2 separate regions of the Homo sapiens genome follow, and region 1 is linked to region 2. Evidence: read pairs that join two places in POLR2A ChIA-PET (ENCODE). Cell type or tissue: OCI-LY7. All regions are shown on one strand. Each heading gives the region's core, and the rest is flanking DNA. Links, peaks and the distances in the headings are about the cores only.

The links. ChIA-PET counts read pairs that join two places held together with the same protein. Peaks named below come from ENCODE experiments on the same cell type or tissue, not always from the same donor. Only the 100,000 strongest peaks of a DNase experiment are listed, where the experiment ranks them.
Region 1: POLR2A ChIA-PET joins it to region 2 with 15 read pairs; 2 of 35 experiments call an interaction of 5 or more read pairs at or near these places.

What each region holds. Positions count from the first base shown.
Region 1 is chr20:17,924,631-17,935,105 of GRCh38, forward strand. No RefSeq gene overlaps it. Among named protein-coding and RNA genes, the nearest start is that of SNORD17, 33 kb to the right of the region's middle. RefSeq lists an enhancer at 4,627-5,153 and a silencer at 6,892-7,092. In OCI-LY7, for the core only: no CTCF peak of the experiment used is centred there; no DNase peak of the experiment used is centred there.
Region 2 is chr20:17,805,680-17,816,154 of GRCh38, forward strand. LOC107985440 (a long non-coding RNA gene) reads right to left here. Exons shown (of 3, transcript XR_001754511.2): 3 at 8,096-10,475. Among named protein-coding and RNA genes, the nearest start is that of BANF2, 110 kb to the left of the region's middle. In OCI-LY7, for the core only: no CTCF peak of the experiment used is centred there; a DNase peak (open chromatin) is centred at 5,632.

The DNA of each region.
Region 1 (10,475 bases), core at 1,757-9,756, 120 kb after region 2:
GTGATCACTTGAGGTTAGGAGTTCAAGACCAGCGTGGCCAACATGGTGAAACCCCGTCTCTACAAAAAATACAAAAATTAGCCAGGCATGGTGGCATACACCTGTAGTCCCAGCTACTTGGGAGGCTGAGGCACGAGAATTGCCTGAACCTGGGAGGCAGAGGTTGCAGTGAGCCGAGGCCGCACCACTGCACTCTAATCTGGGTGACAGAGCAAGACTCCATCTCAAGAAAAACATAACAAACCAAAACAAAACAATAGACCTTGCCCCCAGATTCCCAGATTTTTGAGAAGAGCTGCTTTTGTGGACAGCTTAATGCATGCCTACCCTCTCATTCTCATGTCAGCATCTCTCTGCCATAAATCTAAAGAATGACTCTCTGGGGCACAGGATTTAGACATCATTTATTGTAATCGAGAGTGGCAATTTGCCCCTCAAAAGGCTAGATCCCCACCACCATTGGTATCTTGTTGTAACTCACATGTTCCTGAATACCAACGAGACGGAGCTTCTTTTTGTATGTGTATTATCCATATATATGTCCTTTGAAGCCAGCCTCAAGTCCAGGAAGTCAGCCAAGTCCTGGGTTGTGATAATCCTCCTGCAGCCTCATCTGGTTTGAACTTCCCAGAAGTCCTAGGAGGTGAACCAGGCAGGGATAATTTCCTCTTTAAACATTCCAGTTCCTCCTGTGGGACATTGAGGCTGAGGCTGCACCCAGGCCACATGCATATGTATTTATTGGCAGGGCTGGGCCTGAGACTAGGTCTCCTAGCCTAGAATTCCCTCCAAAGATTCACGAGAGTCCAAAGACTAACACCCATGGCCCGGGTCCAAAAGTTCACTAAGAGGACAGGCTGAGGCTACATGATGGGGGAAGGGGGGAGTCAGAATTAGGGCCAAGAACTAGATCTGGGAGGTCAGGGAGGGAAAGGAGAAACAGTGAGAAACTGTGACGCAGCACAACATATATCTCAGCACTGGGAATGTCTATCTTCTGGCGCTGTCGGAGGAGATAAGTAGATTATCTGTCAGCCCAACAGTCTAAGCAAAGAAGAAGCCAGGAGTTCCTTCCGTCAATTCACCTAATCTTTTAACACTGCTTATCGGTGGGGTCGATGTAACTCAAACCTCCTAAAACAACACGGGGTTTATCCTGTCCGACTCAAGCAATGAACTTGCAACTACCAAGACATCAGGCCAAACCATCACTCATTTTGCTCAGGTGTGCCTTTGTGCAAATACTCACCCTGCCAAGTCTGGGAGGCCATTTCCAGAAACCATGGGTGGTGGGTTGTAATGGCCGGTCTGCCTCGTGGCAGGCAAGCAGGTAGCAGTGAAGGAACATGCCATGAGAAGTGGGTGCAAAGAGAGAAGATCTCAGAGTTGGGTGGAGACTTAGAACCATCTAACCCAATCCTTACCCACATTCATAGGTTCAAGTACCAGGTCTCTGCACCATTTCTAGACATTACTTAGCTTCCCTGAACCTCAGTTTATTCATCTGTAAAATGGGCTCTGCCTGCAGTGGGTGACATTGGGGCTGCACCTGTATCCTGCAGACCCTGATCATCCCTGTGTACAACTTTGCCTGTGTGCTTAGAAGTGTTAGAGAATTCACACTCCCAGGAGCAACCCCCCCAAATAGCCTAACACCCCAACTCCTGAGGGGCAGGATCATTCTTAGGTATGAGTTCTACACTGTCTCCCAGGGACCCCCCATGAGACTGAGCTCCAGCTACCCACAGCAATGAGGTGCTTGACAATACACCCCAAATCAGTCGCCCTCCTCTCCCTCTTTCACTTCCCTACAGCCCCTTGAGATCACTGTCCATATAAAACACTTGCACAAGAATCCATGCAACAGAGTCAGCTTCTGGGGGAACCCAAATTAAGAAACTTTCCAACTTTCTCACAGTGTTGTTGGTAAGATCAGGTACAGCTCTCAGACAAAGGTCGAGGTTATCAGCATGAAACCGTGGCACTATTCTGTGTGCCAGGCAAAGGGAGCCACAGGTTAGTCTGAGTTGGGTATTCTGGGGCTTTTGAACTCTAGGTGGTCACATGGAGACTTTAAGGTAGAATGAACATAAGCCGTAAAAGACAGCAGAGTTGGAGCCTACTGGGCTCCGCCTGGTTTTAACTGCTCCCAACACAACAATCACAACTGCCAATCTCCAAGTTCCAAAGAACTGGCTCTGCCAACGACTCAGAAATAAGTTTTGAGCATAATCTAGCCCGTAGTTGATATCAAGCAGAAGATGTGATCTGTGGTTCTCATAGCTCACAATCTATGCAGAACCCAAAGAGAATATGTAACAATTAACTGAGCAAAACCAGCAGCAAATCCTGGAACATCGTGTGGAACTAGAAGAAGATGGTGGTTTGTTGAAAGAACACAGGAGCCCTGAAGGAGCTCCAAATGGTCAAGGTTGGAAGAATTTAAACAATAAGAAAAATAATGATAGTTTAGGACAATAACCCATAGAGTTAAATAAATGTCCACAAGTCCACACTGATATAAGTATTTGATTAAATAAGTCAATAGGGAAGTGACAGCTCTTCCTTGCAATGAAAATCCAGTCAATCCATGCGGAAGGAAGGAGCAAAGGAGAAATCAGCATTAGGTCAACACCACAGTGGTGATTGTTGCAGACAAGAGCTGCTAATAGACAACAGAATAGGTGGAAGGTTTGAGGAAAAAAGGGGTTTGCAAAGCCTTAAGTATCTCTTCCAGGAGGTTTGTTGACAAGGGTGGGGTTTGGGGACAGAAAAAACATTACCAAGGAAAAGCCCATCAGAGACCACTTGACCAGGTGATCAGGGCCATCATCACAGACGTAAGCCATCAACGCCATGCCCCCGTGACACGTGCAGTGAGCAGGATGCAGCCCCAGGCCTCTGGCGCCCTTGCCTGGGATGCACAACCTGAGCCCAAGTTCAGACAGGCCTGAACTAAGAGACTTCTGCAAAGTAACTGATCAATACTCTTCATGGGTATCTAGGTCCTGAAAGACAAGGAATGACCAAGGAACTATTATAGAGTCTAGAAGACTAGAGAGAAAAAAACAACTATATGCAAATGCGGGATCCTGGATGGGATTCTGGAGCAAGAAAAAGACGTTAATGGGAAAACCAGTGAAGTTCACACGGGATCTTTGGTTTGATTAAGGCTGCTGTACTGAGGTTAATTTCCTGGTTCTGATTACTGTGCTATGGCTTTGCAAATTGTGCTATGGTTTTGCAAGATTGGGGTCAACTGCTGGAGGGACATAGAGAAGTTGCCTGTACCAGGCTTGCAAATTTTCTGCTACTTTTACTACTAGTTTTCTAAAAGTGGGTCAAAATATAAAGGTTTTTTAAAAAAGCATCAAATGTCCAGTTTTTCAGCAGTATCTTTATTAGAAAAGGAACAATCCCCACATTGTGTTGATGTGAGCAGTACTCAAAACTGAGGCAACAGATCTCAAAATATTTTGGCATGTGGGAGTGGGGAGGTAAAGGCTGAAGCCTCCTCTGTCCGAAGCATGCCCCCGAGGCTGGGAGGAGGCAAAAATGACAAATCACATCTGAATCTGTTTGGCAGAAAAAATGTCCAGTGACCTGTCCGAGGGCCAGTCACACATTTATCAGGAGTATTAGCAGCTCCGCATTCCCAGTGCAGGTCTCCCAGGTCCACGCCCTAGCCTCAGCCCAGGACAGGCTCTGATTTCTCCGAAAATGATGTGCAAATCTGTTTCAAACCACATGACCTTTTGCCACAACCTCTTTGTGGCTTGTTCTATTGGATCAGAAGCCAGGAGTATTTTCGGAACATTGCTAATGCTCTGAGCATCTCAGTTCTAGGCCTGTAGGCCACATATGATGTGCGTTGGGCCAGAGGCCCAGGTCAAGGTGTCTCGAGGGAAATTGGAGTCAATGGTGAAGTGAGAAAGCTCTTGTGAGGCCTTTGGCCCCAGTGGGAGGGCCAGGGACAGAGGTGGGCCTGCCTGGTGAGCCCACCTGCAGGCAAGAGGCACCCTGGGGAGGTGCCAGGAAGCAGGGCGCAAGGCAAGGAGGCAGGAACAGCCACGTCTGCTCCTGCCCTTTAAACAAATACCAGGCTGTTCGAGTCCAGAGAAGAAATAAATATTGACAAAGGTGCGGAGCGGCAGGAAGGCCAGGTGGCCGAGGCCCCAGAAGGAACATGGCCTAGATAGGGTCTCCTGGGATGACTGCGAGGAAGCCTCAGCCCCGAGCCACCCTCCCCAGGGGCCCTTGGCGAGGCTGCCTCTACGGAGGTCCTTCCCCCGTCTCGGCAGGTGCTTCGGCACCTTGAGGGCTTGGACTCAGGCTGTCAGGATGAGGAGCCTATCCACGGGATCAGTTGCTGGTGTTTGCCAAAGGTGTGTCCCAGAGGGGCCACCCGTAGCCTCTGACGGTGCCACGGCTGGAAGGCCCTGGCCAAACACCTGTCCCACTTCAACAGCGCGTTCAGTGGATCCCCCAAACCAAAGGGCCTGCTGGCGTTCTTCAGTGAGCTTCTCAAAGTGTGGGTGCAGGGCTCTCAATAGAGGCCCCTGGGCGCTGGGTAAGAGGCACATTCCTGAGCCCACACCTACCCCTCCAGGACACTGCAGGTCGAAGCTCAGGAATGTGCATTTTCACCACCTTCCCTAGTGATTTTAGGCAGAGGGCTCATTAGAGCCAAGTAACAGAAGAGGAAGCGAAGTCTCAGAGAGGGAGCAGCACTCTTTGGCAGCACAGGGAGTGAGGGGCAGCGAGGGAGGAGGGTCCAGGGCAGAGTGAAGTGGCCACACCTGCTCTGTCCCTTGGCTGGAAACAGCCTAATGGTCCAGACGACCCCCTGGGCTATGGGAGCTCAAATCACTTCCCGCCAGAAGGCTTCTCTGACCCCTCACCTCCAGCCCAGGGAGATGCCCCTGCCTGTCCCCTGGGCTCCGCGGCCCCTGGGCTTCCTGCTCCCCTGGCACTGGGCACACTGGAATGCAAATAACCACCGACCCTTGAATGTCCCCACCAGCATGGTGCCTGGCGTGTAGTGGATACGGCCGGGATGCAGGTGCTTGAGCCATGCCATCAGGAATCTCTCCCATCATCTCAGTCCTGCCTTCCCTTCTATGGCCCCCTGCAGTCCCCACTAACCCCAGCTTGCCCTGCAGCTCCAACAGAATGGGAGTGCATCCCCAACTATCAGCCCGGCCACAGTCCCGGGGCTCCCTGTCCTTGGACTGCCAGGGGTCAGGTGCCAGTGTGTGAGCCAGTATCTGTGGCTGGATGCAAGGAGATGAGGCTCCCCTAGGCTAGACCCCAGTGCTCTGGCCACAGCTGCATGCGGGGTGGGGGCAGCCTACCAGAAAGGGCAAGACTGGAAGTGGGGAGGTGCCCCACAGGAAAACCGGGATTCTACCAAGGGCAGGAGGCTGGGCAGGCGGAAACCAGCACCATCCACTCCAGCCCACCTGCCCTCCTGACCTCCCACAATGGCTGCTCTGATGACCAGAAGGTTCCTCAGAAGCCAGTTAAATCTGTTTCTCCTACCCCACACACCTGGCTCTGCCTCTTCCTTTGTTCCCTTGGTGGTCCTGAAAGGCTGGCTGGCTGCTGTCACGTTCCCCACCAACCACCCCAAACCCCACTCCCCTGCCCTCGGGGTATCCCTGGTCCCCCCCACCTTCTCATATGTGCAGTCTTCATGTCGTGGATTCCAGACCCCGGCCCTGCTGGCTGCCTGCCCAGCCAAGAACACCTGCCGTGGACACCTCCCCACGCCTGGGCCACCACCTGCCCAGTCCTCATCACCCGCCATCCAAAAAGTCACTCTGGTGTTGAAGACTCATCTAAACCTGGACCCCAAAATGCTACTGGCATTTAGTCACTATTCCACAGGCCCGTTCTGATTATTTGTTATTTTATTTTATTTGAGGCAGGGTCTTGCTCTGTCACCCAGGCTGGAGTGCAATGGTGCAATCACTAGCTCACTGCAGCCTTGATTTTCTGGGCTCAGATGATCCTCCCACCTCAGCCTCCCAAGTAGCTGGGACCACAGGCACACACCACCATGCCCAGCTAATTTTTTTATTTTTTGGTAGAGACAGGGTCTCCCTATGTTGCCCAGGCTGCGTGATTTTAAAAACATAAATATCTCCAAATTATCTGACCCTCCTAGAGATGAAATCTCCCTGTGGCCGCTGTTCTTTTTTTTTTTTTTTTTTTTGAGATGGAGTCTCTCCATGCTGCCCAGGCTGAGCTTGAACTCCTGGCCTCAAGCTATCCTCCTGCCTCAGCCTCCCAAAATGCTGTGACTACAGGTGTGAGACATGGCACCAAGCCTGTGGCCACTTTTTCTTTATTTTCACATGAGATAAAGACACCACCTGAGAAAGTATTTGAGTGTGTGTGTGTGTGTGTGTGTGTGTGTGTAGCTGGGGTATGGAGTCACATGTGCGTGTGGGAAACAAGCCTGAAGGGTTGCTTTGGCACATCACCTCTGGGTCTTGCCATTGCAGTGATTTATTTGCTTTTCTGTATTTTCTACCTTAACATGTAATTTTGGGGAAATTAAAAAATCAATTTAAGAAACTTAATGGATAAACAAAAGACAGTCAATACTGGAAAAGGCACAAATCATGAAGGTAAACCCATAGGCATGGATGTGAATCTCAGCAGTGTGTGGTCTTGGGCAAGTGGCTTGTGCCTTTGCCTCTCTGAGGCCTGGTTTCTCACCCCCCCAAAATGGGGGATTATATAGTAAATGGCAAAAGTGGCTGTAATCTTTGCCACTTCTCCCATCAAAAGATAGAGTTTGTTTTCCCTCCCCCTGAATCTAGGCTGCCCTTGTAAGTTGTTTTGGTTAGTGAAATGCAGGAGAAGGGATGGTGTGCTTGTTCCAAGTGGACCTCAAGGGCCTTGCAGCTTCTACTCACTCTCTTGGAACCCCGCCCAGCTGCCATGAGAACAGCCTGGGCTAGCCCACTGGAGGATGAGAGCCCACACAGAACTAAGACAAGCTATCTCAGTTGACCCCATTCTGAGCCAGCCAGCTGGCCCCAGCAGACCTGGAAGTTGACCTCTGACAACTGAGTGAGCCCAGCTACCAGAAGAACTGCCCAGCTGAGCACAGCCATTAGAAATAAATAGTTTGGGCTGGGTGCAGTGGCTCACACCTGTAATCCCAGCACTCTGGGAGGCCAAGGTGGGTGGATCATGAGGTCAGGAGATCAAGACCATCCTGTGAATGGTGAAACCCCATCTCTACTAAAATTAAAAATACAAAAAAAAAAATTAGCCGGGTGTGGTAGTGGGCACCTGTAGTCCCAGCTACTCAGGAGGCTGAGGCGGGAATGGTGTGAACCCGGGAGGCAGAGCTTGCAGCTAGCCGAGATCATGCCACTGCACTCCAGCCTGGGCGACAGAGCAAGACTCCTTCTCAAAAATAAATAAATAAATAAAATAAACAGTTTGGGGGTAGTTTGTTATGTAGCTAACAACAGCTGACAAACACACTAAACATGCCCCTAACTTATGACCTTTGCCCTTGCTCTTTGCTCTGCCTGAAACCCCACTCCCTGCAAACTCCATGGGCCTTTTCTCTCTCACTGCCTTCAGGTCTCTGCTCAGTGAGGTCTCCCCTGGCCAGTCCATATAAAAAGCCCCTCTCCCATCACTCTCCTTCGTATATATCTTGCCATAGCACTTACCACCTCGCTTCTTTATGTATTTACTTGCTTATTTGTTTATTGTCTCTCTTCCCCCAACACACACACCATGGAATATGAGTGTCATGGGGGCAAGGAGATTCTCTATTTTGTCTACCACTATTAGCGCCCAGCACCTGGTAGGGGTTCAGATATTTGTGGAATAAACAAGTTCATCTTTTGCCTTAGGGGCTCCCATCCAGCTGGCCACAGCGCTCTCACTAAGAAGACGTATTCTGGGCACCTCCCAGCTGCCCGCCTGGCTCTGGGCCCTCAATCCCTGAATGACAGTGGTCACTGCACTTGAATAACCCTCTAGAGTGTAAAGGGACTTCCTCCTTTCCTGCAACCCACTAATGGGGTCTGCAGACCCCACTCTCCAGCCCTGTTTCTCAGGTGAGATAACTGAGGCGGAGAGACTAGTGCAGGTGTAGGGACACAGGTATCTTGTGGCACATCTTGCCTGGTGCTCCCTCAGGCCATTGGACAGAGGCACCTCCTCCCACCACCAAGAGCTGGGCCAGGCATCAGGGATCCCTGGTCTGAGCCTTTTCTTCTCCTAACTTGCATTGAGACCTGAACAGTCCCTAACAGGGAGACAAAAAAAACTTCTCAACAGTGAGAAGCCTCTGACAATCCCAGCACCTCATTAAATAGACTTTCATCATTTCATGCAAAGCTACCAAAGGAAAGAAAACATCAGGGGCTGTTAGACCTTGGCCAGGGGTCCCCTCAACTCTCAGAGCGTCAGGAAGGCTGAGGAAGAGGGGTGAGGGGGAGGGTCCCCCGCAGCCTCTGGCTGGCCTCACCCAGCCATCTCCCATGGCACCTCCTGCCCTGGTCAGAAGCCCTCCTGCCCTCCTGGGCACTCAGGGGAAATCCTCTGCAACTTGGGATGAAAACCACAGAGCAAGAGTCCCTGGAATTCACGTGTGACTGCTTGGTAATGTTGCCTTAGCCCAGCTTTCCCCAAGAGCTGACCCAAAAGGAAGATTCAAGCAGAAGCATTTTGTGGGGGGATGGCCCCAGGAAGCCCCAGTAGGAGTGTGTGCTAACTCTGGGCATTCCCAGCTTGGTGGAGTGTGCCCCTGCCATCAGGGGTGCCCTTGAGAAGAGAGGCAGGCAGGTCCTGATGTAGGATGCCACTGGGTGTGCAGGAAGGAACTGCAGGTGACTTTGGGGGTCCAGGGCCCTGAGGAAAACTGAGAACAGCACTGCTGATCCCAGGGGAGGGGATGGAGAGCAAAGGGTGACTCTAGGGAGGCATTTCAGCAGAGGAGACCCATGAGAAGGGGAGGACCCTCCATCTTCAGGCTGGGTATTGAATTTTCCAAGCCCACCTGGCTAACGACTTTGCCCCCAGAGGCACTTGAGCAAAGGGCCAGCCCCAGCCAGAGCCAGGAGAGCAGGCTCTGCACTGCCGCAGGAGAGCTGCTAGCCCAGCCTGGCTACACCATGGAAGCCCAAAGACAGGAGCTCTTTTACAGAAATGAAACCCCTAGAATTAGTCCCCAGACCAATGGCTCTGCATGCAAAGGCACAGACAGCATAGACTGAAAGTCTACTGTGTGCATAGCTGCAGCCAGGAGATGGGCAGGGGCCCATAAGAGAACACCAAGGTCATGTTCATTAAGCATTCACTGAGGCTGTGCATGGCCTACCTCAGCGCTCACAGCCCCTCCTCCTAGTGGCAACTACGACTCTCCCCTGAGATAGGACCGGTATTCCAAACACCTCTCCGGGGCAGGCAGGGGTGGCAGCCCCTTCACTAACTGGACTCTCCTTTTGTGCTCAGAGTAACCCCCCTCCCATTTTACCAACGTGGAAAGGGATGAGCTTCAGGAGCTTGGCCATGGTCACCGGTGCCAGGGAGTGAGACAGAGGCAGAACCCTGGGAGGCCTGGGTGATTCAAACACATCACAGAGTCTTTACCCTAAGGGAGCTGCAATCCAGCCGGGGAAATAAGACCCCGAGGAAAATGAGCAAGAGCAGTTAAACCGCAACATAAGGCAATAATACAAGGAGGCTACCACCCAGAGCCGGACATTCCACACCCAGCAGTCGGCCTCGCCGCCTCCCGCCCGCTTCTTCTTGTAAGGGCCTTTCTCAAGAAGTGGCTAAAAAGGGACTTAGGATAGCACTTGGCGGACAAAAGGGGTTGTTGGCCCCTGCTCTAAAACATTTGCCAACACATCTTCCCATCCCCTAGGGCTTTAAGAATGATCCCCACCCTTAGCTAGTCAGTGGCTGCAAAGCAGCCCCTTTCATTAAGCCAGGGAGGGGGGTCCAGTGGAAACTGAGCCCCCGATCTTTGGGAAACTGCTGAGGAGGCTATAAAATTAGAGAGAAGGACGAGCAAATTACAGAGAGGGAGTGGGCAGGCAGCAGGGCCTTTCATCAGCCTGATTAGCTAAGGAAAGAGGCCCAGCCATGGGGGAGGAAGGCCAGGGGAGGTCGCCGGCTACCTCCTGGGGGATTGAGGGCCCCTCCAAAGTTCAGGGGCCTCAGCCCAGGCTTCTGCCTTCAGGTCAAACCTGTCCTTGCACAGTAGGGGGAGGACCCAACATTTTACCGGGATGCACCATTTCTCACCCTCTGACTCTGGGGCCTGGCTGAATCTCCTGGAGTCTCATTCTCCTCATCTGTAAAACAGCCCCGGCTCACAGGATGTAACTGTGACTGAACTAAACAAGTGGTTGGTTCTCAACCCTAGCTGTACATCAGGACCACCAGGTGAAGACATGTTAAACCTCCAATACTTAGGCTGTACCCTGTAC
Region 2 (10,475 bases), core at 1,031-9,030:
GCGCCCGCCACCATGCCTGGCTAATTTTTTGTATTTTTAGTAGAGACGGGGTTTCACCGTGTTAGCCAGGATGGTCTCGATCTCCTGACCTTGTGATCCACCCGCCGCGGCCTCCCAAAGTGCTGGGATTACAGGCGTGAGCCACCGTGCCCGGCCAGGAATAAGTTTTTAAGAGCTATTGCACAGCATGATGACCACAGTTAATAATAAAGCATTGTGTATTTCAAAATTGCTAAAATAATAGATTTTAAATGTTTTCACTACAAAAAAAATGGTAAATATGTGAGGTGATAGATATGTTAATTAGCTTGATATAATCATTCCACAATGTATACACATATCAAAACATCACATCATAACTCATAAATATATACAATTATTGTTTTTCAATTAAAGAAAAATTTTAAAAACAACACATGGCCAGGTGCAGTGGCTCACACCTGTAATCCTAGCACCATGGGAGGCCGAAGCAGGGAGACTACTCGAGGCCAGGAGTTCTAAACCTGCCTGGGCAACATAGCGAGACCCCATCTCAACAACAAAAAAATTTTAAATTAGCTGGGTGTGGTGAGGGGTGCCTGTTGTCCCAGCTACTTGAGAGGCTGAAGCAGGAGGACTGCTTGAGCCCAGGAAGTTGAGGCCGCAGTGAGCTAAGATTGCCACTGCACTCCAGCCTGAGCGACAGAGCAAGACCCTGTCTCAAACAAACAAACAAATAGCACATATGTACACATAAAATTGCCTGCGGCTTGTCTGGCTCTCTCATAAACTGTGAGCTCTCTGAGGACAGGACCGGAACACATTTTCCCTGAATAAAGTGAGCACATTTCCAGCCCCGAAGCCTGAGCCGCTGTGTCCCACATCCCATTCAGGAAGAGGGGGTTGTCCTAGAAGTAGCAGATCTGACTCAAAAACTCAAGGCAGGAGGGGTAACAATGCCAGAGAGAGAAGTAGCAGGGTAAGGAGGAGAAAGAAGGAAGAGGGAACGGAGCGAGGAGGAAAGGAATGAGAAATATAAAAATGGAGGAGTGAGGAAGGAATTCAGGAAAGACAAGGAATCCGCACAGGCAGAGACGCGGCTTTATCAGCTCTCTCCCTTCCAGCTCACTCCTCTCCACTCCCCCACAGAACTGCTCAGGCCATGTGTGCATTTGGCTCAGGACTCCAGTGCTGGTGCCAGAAGCATAAACCAGAGGGTGGGAGCTGCGTGGGGCCCAGACGAGGCGAGCCCTGTGGCCGGGCCCTCAGGACGTGGGGCCAGGCTGCTCCTCCCAGCCGCCCCGGGGGGGCAGGCCAAGAATTCTAGAAACCCTCTGCTGGGGAGAGCCCGAGGAGGCCCTGGCTGGGGTGACATCGGGAAAGCCCAGGGGGCCTGCTGCAGGCTGCGAGGAAGAAGGAGGCCGAGGTCATGGTGCAGAGGGCTGAGGAGGAAGTGAACCCCAGCTACAGGGTGCCCGGAAAGGGCTGGACCCACGGGGAATGTTGTGGCGGGGACCACATTTGGAGCAGCTCGGGACACAAGGGGTTTTGTCCCAAAGGAGACTCTGAACAGAGCCGCGGGCCCCGTCCTGGGAAAGCCGCTTGAGGGCACACCTGGCTGCTGCGTCCCAGAACTGCTGACGTCACAGTCACCTGGGGCGGGGAGGGGACTGGCGAGCTGTACTGTTTTTTTAAGTTTCCAATGATTATAAAAAGCAGCAAATGTGGGAACCATTGAACTGGATCAGGGTCAGCAAAACTTTTCTGTAAAGAGCCAGATGGTAAATATTTCAGGCATTTTAGGCCAGGATGGTCGGTCCCTGTCTCGGCGACTTGATTCTGTCGTTGTACTGAGAAAGCAGCCACATATGTGCAAAGGAATGAGCATGGCTCTATCTCGAAGAGACTTTTCAAAATTGAATTTCATTGATTTTTGAAATTTGAATTTTTTAAATTTGAATTTCTTGGAATTTTCATGTCATGAAACATTGTTCTGATTTTTTCCCCCAACCATTTAAAATATAAAAACCATCCTTAGCTCACACCTAGTGGTAGGCAGGATTTGGCCCAAGGGCTGTAGTTTGGTGATCATGGTCAGGCCAGTTCTGCCATAAAGAAATCAGTGTGGAAGCAGAGTGATTGCTTAGAAACTTTTAGAGCAATCTGACATTGCTCTGGCACCCAATCAAGTGTCTGCTGGACTCAACATGACCCAGGTGGGGCGACAGTGAACCCACAAGGTCAGTGACACATAGCGTGCTGCTTCATATGTGGTCAGTGATGGGTTGGAAATTTAAAAAAAAACAGGTCCTTTATACCCAGAAGGTTTGAAAAGTAGGGATCTCAAATCATTCCTTTGACCCCAGGGAGGGTTTGAATCTTCCCACCACAATCATACAATCACCCTAAAATATATAGTTATAACTACAGCAGGCAAACAAAAATATACATTTTTTGTGCATAGGAAAAAAAAATTGAAAAGGACTATAGCAAACGTTTAGTGAAGATTCTTTGAGTAGAATGTCAATGCATTTTTCTTTCTTTATATTCATCTGTGTTTTCCAAGTTTTCTTTAACGAATATGTGTGAATTTTATAATTAAGAGTTTTATGTGTTTTCTTAAAAACAAGTGGCTTTTAAGAAATTCTCTGGAGAATAATTTCTCCATTGGACAATCCTTCCCAGTGTCTCCCAAGCGTTCGGGAAGTGCTTTTTCATATTTAATCCACTTTTAGAGAAGCAGGGAAGAGAAAGAAGAAAATGGAAAACATATGTTGTCCTTCTGACTGCAGAGCCCCAGTTCTTGTCGTTCATTGTTATTTTTAACATAAGACTCATGGGCAGTAGTGGGGGTGGGGCATCAAGGCTGGAGATGTCATGAATGGTCATGAGTCCATTGTCACAGGACCGAAGTGAGTGGAGCCTCCTATGCTGACCTCTCAACTCTGGTGTCCCAGCAACCAGAGCCCAGTGTATGTCCGGTTGCTCAGGAACTGCAAGAAAAAGTGTGGGAGAAAGTTCACGGCAGCAGCACTTACTGCCAAGGAAAAAGCACAACTCTGAGTGCTGGGTATCATGGGCCTCAGTGGACCTGGGTTCGAATCCTGACTTGACCACTTTTTCACTGAGAAGCTCAGGCAGAGCACTGACATTTTCTGAGCCTCAATTTCCTCCCCAAGATAAGGTTGGGGGGTGGGGGGTGGGTAAACACACAACCCCCAAGCCGAGTGTCCCAGAGGCGAAGAAGACTGCTTGCATGAAAGCTCTTGACACTAGCAGACATTAAATCTGAGCTCTTCCTGGCTGCTCTGATGACCAGGGTCAAGGTCATCACCCCAGGCCAAGGGCAGGGCATAAACCTCTGCAACTTGGACTCAATCCTAGAAAAGACTTCAGCTGGAGAAGAAACCATTGCTGCTTTCTTTCTGGACTCCAGCCGTGTGTGACACACACCAGGGGCACCCATGTAACTGTGCATATACTTACGTCCCAAACTCAGCCCCAACCGGAGGCAGCCCAAGTTCAGGGTGTCCTTTGCTCATAAGCTGCACTGCCCAGGTCAGTAGCCATATGTGGCTATGTGTAAAGATTTAAATTAATTTGATTTAAATGAAATTAAACATTTAATTTATCGGTCACAGTACCCACATGTTGCGTGCTCAGCGACCACTCGTGGTGCAAGAACATTGCCATCAGTGCAGAAGGTTCTATCAGACAGCGCTGCTCGGTGGCTCAGTGCAGCTCCAGAAGACACCCCTAGAAAGTGCAGACTTCTGGTCATTTGCAAAAGTGTCCTCTCATTTCTGCAATAACAACTTCACTATATAGGGAAACAGAAACCTATAAAAATGTCATCTAGTGTCTGGAGTATTTGTGGGATGTGCCTATGAGAAAGCAGCTCCCTGGGTGGGTGAGGTCTGGGGGTCCCCCTGCAAGCCTCAGGCCCTGAAGCTGAAAGAAGCTTCTGCTCACTGGCTGACTGCTGTTAACATACAGTCGATAAAGAGATGGTGCTTCTTGTTTCTTTAAACAAAAACTATTTTAAGGAATTCTTGTTTCAAAATGGCTTGGTGCTATTCACAGGAAGAAAAGAAAAAGGGCAGCCTTATGCAGTGAGGCTCTCTGGGAACCATAGCCAGGACAGCTCTGTGGGGGCCGAAACAAACTCAGGAGTCCCAGAACCTACAGAGTGGGGCTCCACATCCTCTATGCTCCAGCCCAGGCTCTTGGCGCCCAGAGGCCTGCTGTGGCTCGGCCGCATGGCAGGACAACCTGTCTCTATGGGGTGGATTTGCCTGGAATGTGGATGGGATGGGCTTGTGCTGAGTTATAATAAACCTTCTCTCACTTCGCATCCAGCTCTGTTTGCCCAGCCTTCTCTAGAGAGCCTTTTGGAATCTTCTTTTCTATTGCAGCCCTGGCTCCTGCCACATGGAACAGTTTGAACAATCTATTCCAGCCTTAGATAGGCTGTGTTCCTCCCCCAGAAGGTGTAGAAGCTGCTGGCAGTGCCTACCCATGCCCTCAGGCCATGCCACATCAGGGAGCATGAACTCACTTTGGCTGCCAGCACCTGTGTCTCTTCTCCTGAGCTCACCTCACCCACATGCAGATGTGGCCGTCCAGGGGTATCCAAATTGTGTGCAACAGTGGATGATAACACATGTGGCTACCCCCTCACCCCTTAGAGGAATAACTCAGGCATTGCCCCAGAGTCTGCAGCACTGGAGCCTTAGTCGCCCACGGTGGTCACATGATCAGTCCTGGTCTTTATACCATTACTTCCCGGGATCACCTCCCAAATCAAATGTTTATCTTCAACATTCTTGTTGTAGGGCTGCTTCTGGGAAAACCCCACTGACCACTAAAGCTCCAATTAACCTTAGGTTGGGTTCTGGGAGAAGCTAAGACTGAAGTGCACAAGAAAGTTCTAGAATCAAGTGAGAAATGTGTATTGAAATGGGAGGAGATGGCCTGTCTTTTGAAATCCACAGAGAAGAGGATCTGAGGGATTTCTCAGTGAAGGAGACCAGCTGCTTCTCTGTGGAGTTTGGAGCCGCTTATCCAGGGATCCTGAAGACTCAAGAGGATCCCCAAGTTTCAAATATGCTCTTCCAGACACTCAGACTGGTAACCATGTAGTGGAATCTGCCTATACTTCTTCCAAATAATAGTCCTGGAGGGTTGAAAGGAACAAGAAAGGCGCACAAAATTCTCCCCTGTGAGGTCAGTTTCAAGCTCTCACCTAAGAGGGGCCTGGACTCCTAGCAGAGGCTCAGCCCACAGTGGTGCCAAGCCCAGGGGGGTGCTGAGCTGACAGGGGTGCCCAGCCGACAGGGGTACCCGGCCCAGGGGAATGCCCAGCCCTTGGGACCCAGGTCCAGTCATTGCTCCTCTGCCCTGTGTCAAGCAAGGGAGGCCCCTCAGGAGGCCTGGTGAGCACCAAGAACTCACTGGAAACCAGAAGGCTTGGGTGCCAAACACAACACATTGTGGTCTCAGGTGAGGATGGGGGAATGGGTGTCACAGGGAGGGAAGAGGCAGGCGCATCAAGTCCATCGCTAGTCCCTGTGCAGGAGGAGAGAGCAGGCTGCCATCACCCCATCTCTTCACCACAGAGACATGGTCCTCTTTCTGCCTTCTTCCTCTTTTTGGTGAGGCAGACACCCTCCCTGGGCTCAGTCAGAGCACCCCCCCCACATCCCTTCATCCCTACAGCATACCAGGAAGGCAACTCACAAAGAGGCCACAGCGCCTGGGTACATCCACACCCCAGCCCAGTGCCCTCCTGAAACCAGGGAGCGCAGCCGTCCTCTGGTGGAAAACTGAGAACTTAAAAACGTCCTCATTGGCTGCATTTCCATGTCTCTGGAAAAGCATTCACAACCAACCCATGCTTGAGAGGAAGCTTTCATCCATAAATGCTAATAACAGCCTGAAGGCTGAATCCCAGGACCAAGGGTTTCCTCTCCTTGCAGAACCAAATTGTTATGTCTAATTCTCGGTTGACTTTTCCAGGTGGCTCCATGGTTCCTTCAGTGTGGTGGCACTGGTGGCCCGTGGGAGGCAGCTGGCTGACAGCACGGACTGTCTTTGAGCTGGAAGAGTCAGGTGAGTTGCTTGGTGTCTGGGAAAGGGGCTAGGTCTGATCAGAGAAGCAAGTCCTACCTGTGTTTACCTGCCTGGCCCCAGACCCTGCTCCCTCCTTTCCAGGGTCCACTGAGCACAGAGGAAATGGAGCCAGGTAGCTCGTTGCCTGGCTTATTGTGTTGTTTTGGCTTTTAACTTTTAATTTTAAATTAGTTTAATTTTAGATTTAGAGAAATGCTGCAAAAAATAGTACAGAGAGTTCCCTTATATTCTTCAGCCTGCTTCCCCTAGCATCTGACATAACCACAGCATGATTACAAGAAAATTATCACCGGTGAATTGAAGTTAATGTTAGTTAACTAAATAGCAGGCCTTACTTAAATTTTACCAATTTTTCTGAAAATGCCCTTTTTCTGTTGCAGAATTTTATTCGTGATCCCATACTGCATTCATTGTTATTTTTTCTTTGTCTCCTGTGGTCTGTGACAGTTCCTCAGTCTTTTCTTGTCTCTAATGACTTTGACACTTTTGAGGAGTACTGGTCAGTAATTTTGTAGAATATCCCTCAGTTTGGGTTTGTTCAATGTTTTCTCATGATTGGAGTGAGAGTATGCATTTTTGGCAAGAATACCATTAAAATGGTGTATGTCCTTATATCAAAGAGCTCACTACGTTAATGTGTCTTGTTACTAATGATGTTAACCTGATCATGTGGCTAACTTGGTACCTACCAGGTTTCTCCACTATAAATGGACTAATATAATATATACTGTTTGGTGCCTTCTTTCTCAATAAATTTTTTAGATTCATTCATCCATAATGTTGCGTGTATTGTTTGTTCTTTTTTATTGCTGTAAAGTGTTCCATTGTGTGACTATACCAGCACCTCTCTCACCTCCAGGACAGGTGAGGAACATCAGCTATCTTTCTCTCCATTGCCTACAACAGTATTTGCATTGGTACCACTGAGTACAATTATATGGTGCACAACTAGTGCAGCTACACATGGCAAGCTGAAGTCCAAGGACTGCCTGAATCACAATGCAAGTTCTCAGATTTCTTTACCCCCAGAGAATTGATTCTATTGCACGCCGTCATTTGGGAAACTCAGGGTGAAGTACACACTCTAGCATGGCAGCATGGTTAAGTGGTTAATGAACATGAGCCCTGAAGTCTGGCTCTGGGTTCAAATCTTGTTGCCACTCATGAGCTAGGTGACCTTGACCAAGTTACTTCCTCTCTGTGACTGTTCCATCAGTAAAATAGGTTTAGTGATGATAGTACCTGTGCCATAGGCTACTCCAAGGATTAAATTTAATTTAATTTAAAAAAAGCCTTGGCCATGTGCAGTGGTTCATGCCTGTAATCCCAGCATTTTGGGAGGCCAAGGCAGGCGGATCACCCAAGGTCAGGAGTTTGAGACCAGCCTGGCCAACATGGTGAAACCCCATCTCTACTAAAAATACAAAAATAGCTGGACGTGGTGGCAGGCACCTGTAATCCTAGCTACTCAGGAGGCTGAGGCAGGAGAATCGCTTGAACCTGGGAGGTGGAGTTTGCAGTGAGCCGAGATTGCGCCATTGCACTCCAGCCTGGGCGACAGAACAAGATTCCATCTCAAAAAGAAAGAAAGAAAGCATTTAGCATGGTGTCTGGCATAGAATAAACACTCAACATGTTAATAGTGTTATTGTTAATAAACATCATTGTTGGCCAGGCACGGTGGCTCATGGCTATAATCCCAGCACTTTGGGAGGCCAAGGCAGGCGGATCACCTGAGGTCAGCAATTCGAGACCAACCTGACCAACATGGAGAAATCCCATCTCTACTAAAAATACAAAATTAGCCGGGCGTGGTGGCGCATGCCTATAATCCCAGCTACTCGGGAGTCTGAGGCAGGAGAATCACTTGAACCTGGGAGGCGGAGGTTGCAGTGAGCCGAGATTGCACCATTTTACTTCAGCCTGGGCAACAAGAGTAAAACTCCATCTCAAAAATAAATAAATAAATAAATAAACATAATTATTTTTATGGATTATTTATTTCTTGTTATTAATATTATAATACTACTCATTAGCTTTGCAGCCTCCATCTCTGAGGGCATGGTTTGAATGAGCGTGTATCCCTAAGAGCTGCCAGCAAACGGAAGAAGAGTTCCTGCACCTCTTGGTGCCTGAATGGTCCAGGGTCACCAACAAATAATAATACTCACAGCATGGGTTGTTCGTCAGGATTCTACAGAGACATAGAACCATTTGTGTGTGTGTGTGTGTGTGTGTGTGTGTGTGTGTGTGTTTTGTATGCATGTGTGGAGAGAGGAGGAGAGAGAGAGAGAGAGGGGCTTATTTTAAGGAATTGGCTTATGTGACCGTGGAGGCTGGCAGAACTCCCTCTTCCTGCAGGGAGTCAGTCTTTTTTCTTTGAAGGCCTTCAACTGATTGGATGAGGCCCACCCACATTATGGAGGGCAATCTGCTTTCATCAAAGTCCACTGATATAACTGTTACTCTCACCTAAAAGAAATTACCTTCACAACATCTAGACTAGTGTTTGACCAAATATTTGGATGCCGTGGCCTAGCCAAGCTGACATATAACATTAACAATCACAGAGGGCTACAGTTTGTGGTCCCCCTTCACATACAGAGGTTGACAACTCGAAAGCCCTACAGCAGTCAGTGCAGATAAAAATGGGGGGGTGGGCTCACCAGGCGGACTTGCCTTGGGGCGTAGGGGGACTTGGGCTGCCTGGCAGTCCCTGCATCGAGTCATGGTGGCCCATGCTTGGACCTAGGCCAAGACATATCAGGACTGCCAGACAGTATTATTTCAAATAATGCCAAAATCTGAATTTCTACGTGGAAGTTTCTATTTCTTTAATACTGGCAACTAGTTAAATGTTTTTAATTGTGTGCAGGACAAATGCACAAACCCAAGGGAAAGACGTGCCCTTGGGCAGCCCATTTGCGATCATGACCTACGCGATCTTACTAAATCTGTCAGCTTCCTTGTTTAAGGTATTCACAGAGCTTCTAGTCATAAAAATTGTAGTTTTGTAGGGGCGTTAGTGAGTTCTTTGAAAGCAGGATTTCTCTGCAGATCCGGAGCAGTGCTTCCCACTCTTTAGCATGGATCAGAATCCCGGGAGGGCTGTGAAACAGCCACCACACCTCACCCTCATTTCTGATTCAGTGGGTAGGGGTGAGCACAGAAAATCTGCTTTTCTAACAAGCTCCCAGGAGGTACTGATGTTGCTGGTCCAGGGACCAGGCTTTAAGAACTTCTGGTCTAGAGGGGAAAAAAGAACACGGGTGGACAGCAAGGAGAAGACATGGTGACAAGACAGGGCAGATCCTGCAGGAGGAGGAGCCGGGGGTATTGCTTTGGATTCACCACCATCCTCAGTCCTGTCTGCCTCCTTTTCTAACATCCTGATCTTCACATCTCCACCAGGATAGTGAGCTCTGTAGTAGAGGCATCTTCTATAAGATGCTTTACCCATGAAGGACACTCTGAGGCCCGAGGGGCCTGAGAATGAGTCTTCTTATTTCATCTTTGTGAAAGATGATATGGATAATGGTGATGGTTACACAACCATATGAGTGTGCTTAATGCCACTGAATTCCACACTTAAAAATGGTTAAAGTGGGGCCAGGCACGGTGGCTCACACCTGTAATCCCACTTCGGGAAGCTGAGGCAGGTGGATTGCTTGAGCCCAGGAGTTTGAGACCAGCCTGGGCAACATAATGAGACTTCATCTCTACAAAAAAAAATACAAGAGTTAGCTGGGTGTGGTGATGCATACCTGTGGTCCTGACTACTCAGGAGGCTGAGGCGGGTGGAGGCTGCAGTGAGCCGTGATGGTGCCACTGCACTCCAGCCTGGGTGACAGAGAGAGACCCTGGCTCAAAACAAAACAAAAAGGTTAAAATGGTGAATTTTATGTTATGTGTATTTTACTACAATAAAATATATGTTCTATGCTTAGAGATATGTATATTTGTAAAGCCCTGGAGTAGACCCAAATCAGCAGCATAGATGCCGAGGGACCGACAGGATTTGCGCTGGGAATGTGCCAGAAGGAAGAAACCCTTGAGCTCACCTAGCCATTCTGCAGATGAGCTGACTGAGGTCCAGGGCGGTCACCTTTGCTGTCAGGACTGGAACCTCAGGTGCGTCCTCACTGAGCATCTGAGGACATTGCCAGGTACCTGTTCATAAGAACCCTCCAGAAAGGGCTGAATAGTGCTCCCTTCCCAAACACAAGGGATATGTTCATGTTCTAAAGCCCAGAACCTGTGAGTGTGACCCTATTTGCAAAACAAGGACTCTGCAGATATAATTCAGTGAAGGGTGCCAGGATGAGATCATCTTGGATTATCCAGGTGGGCCCTAAATCTAGCAA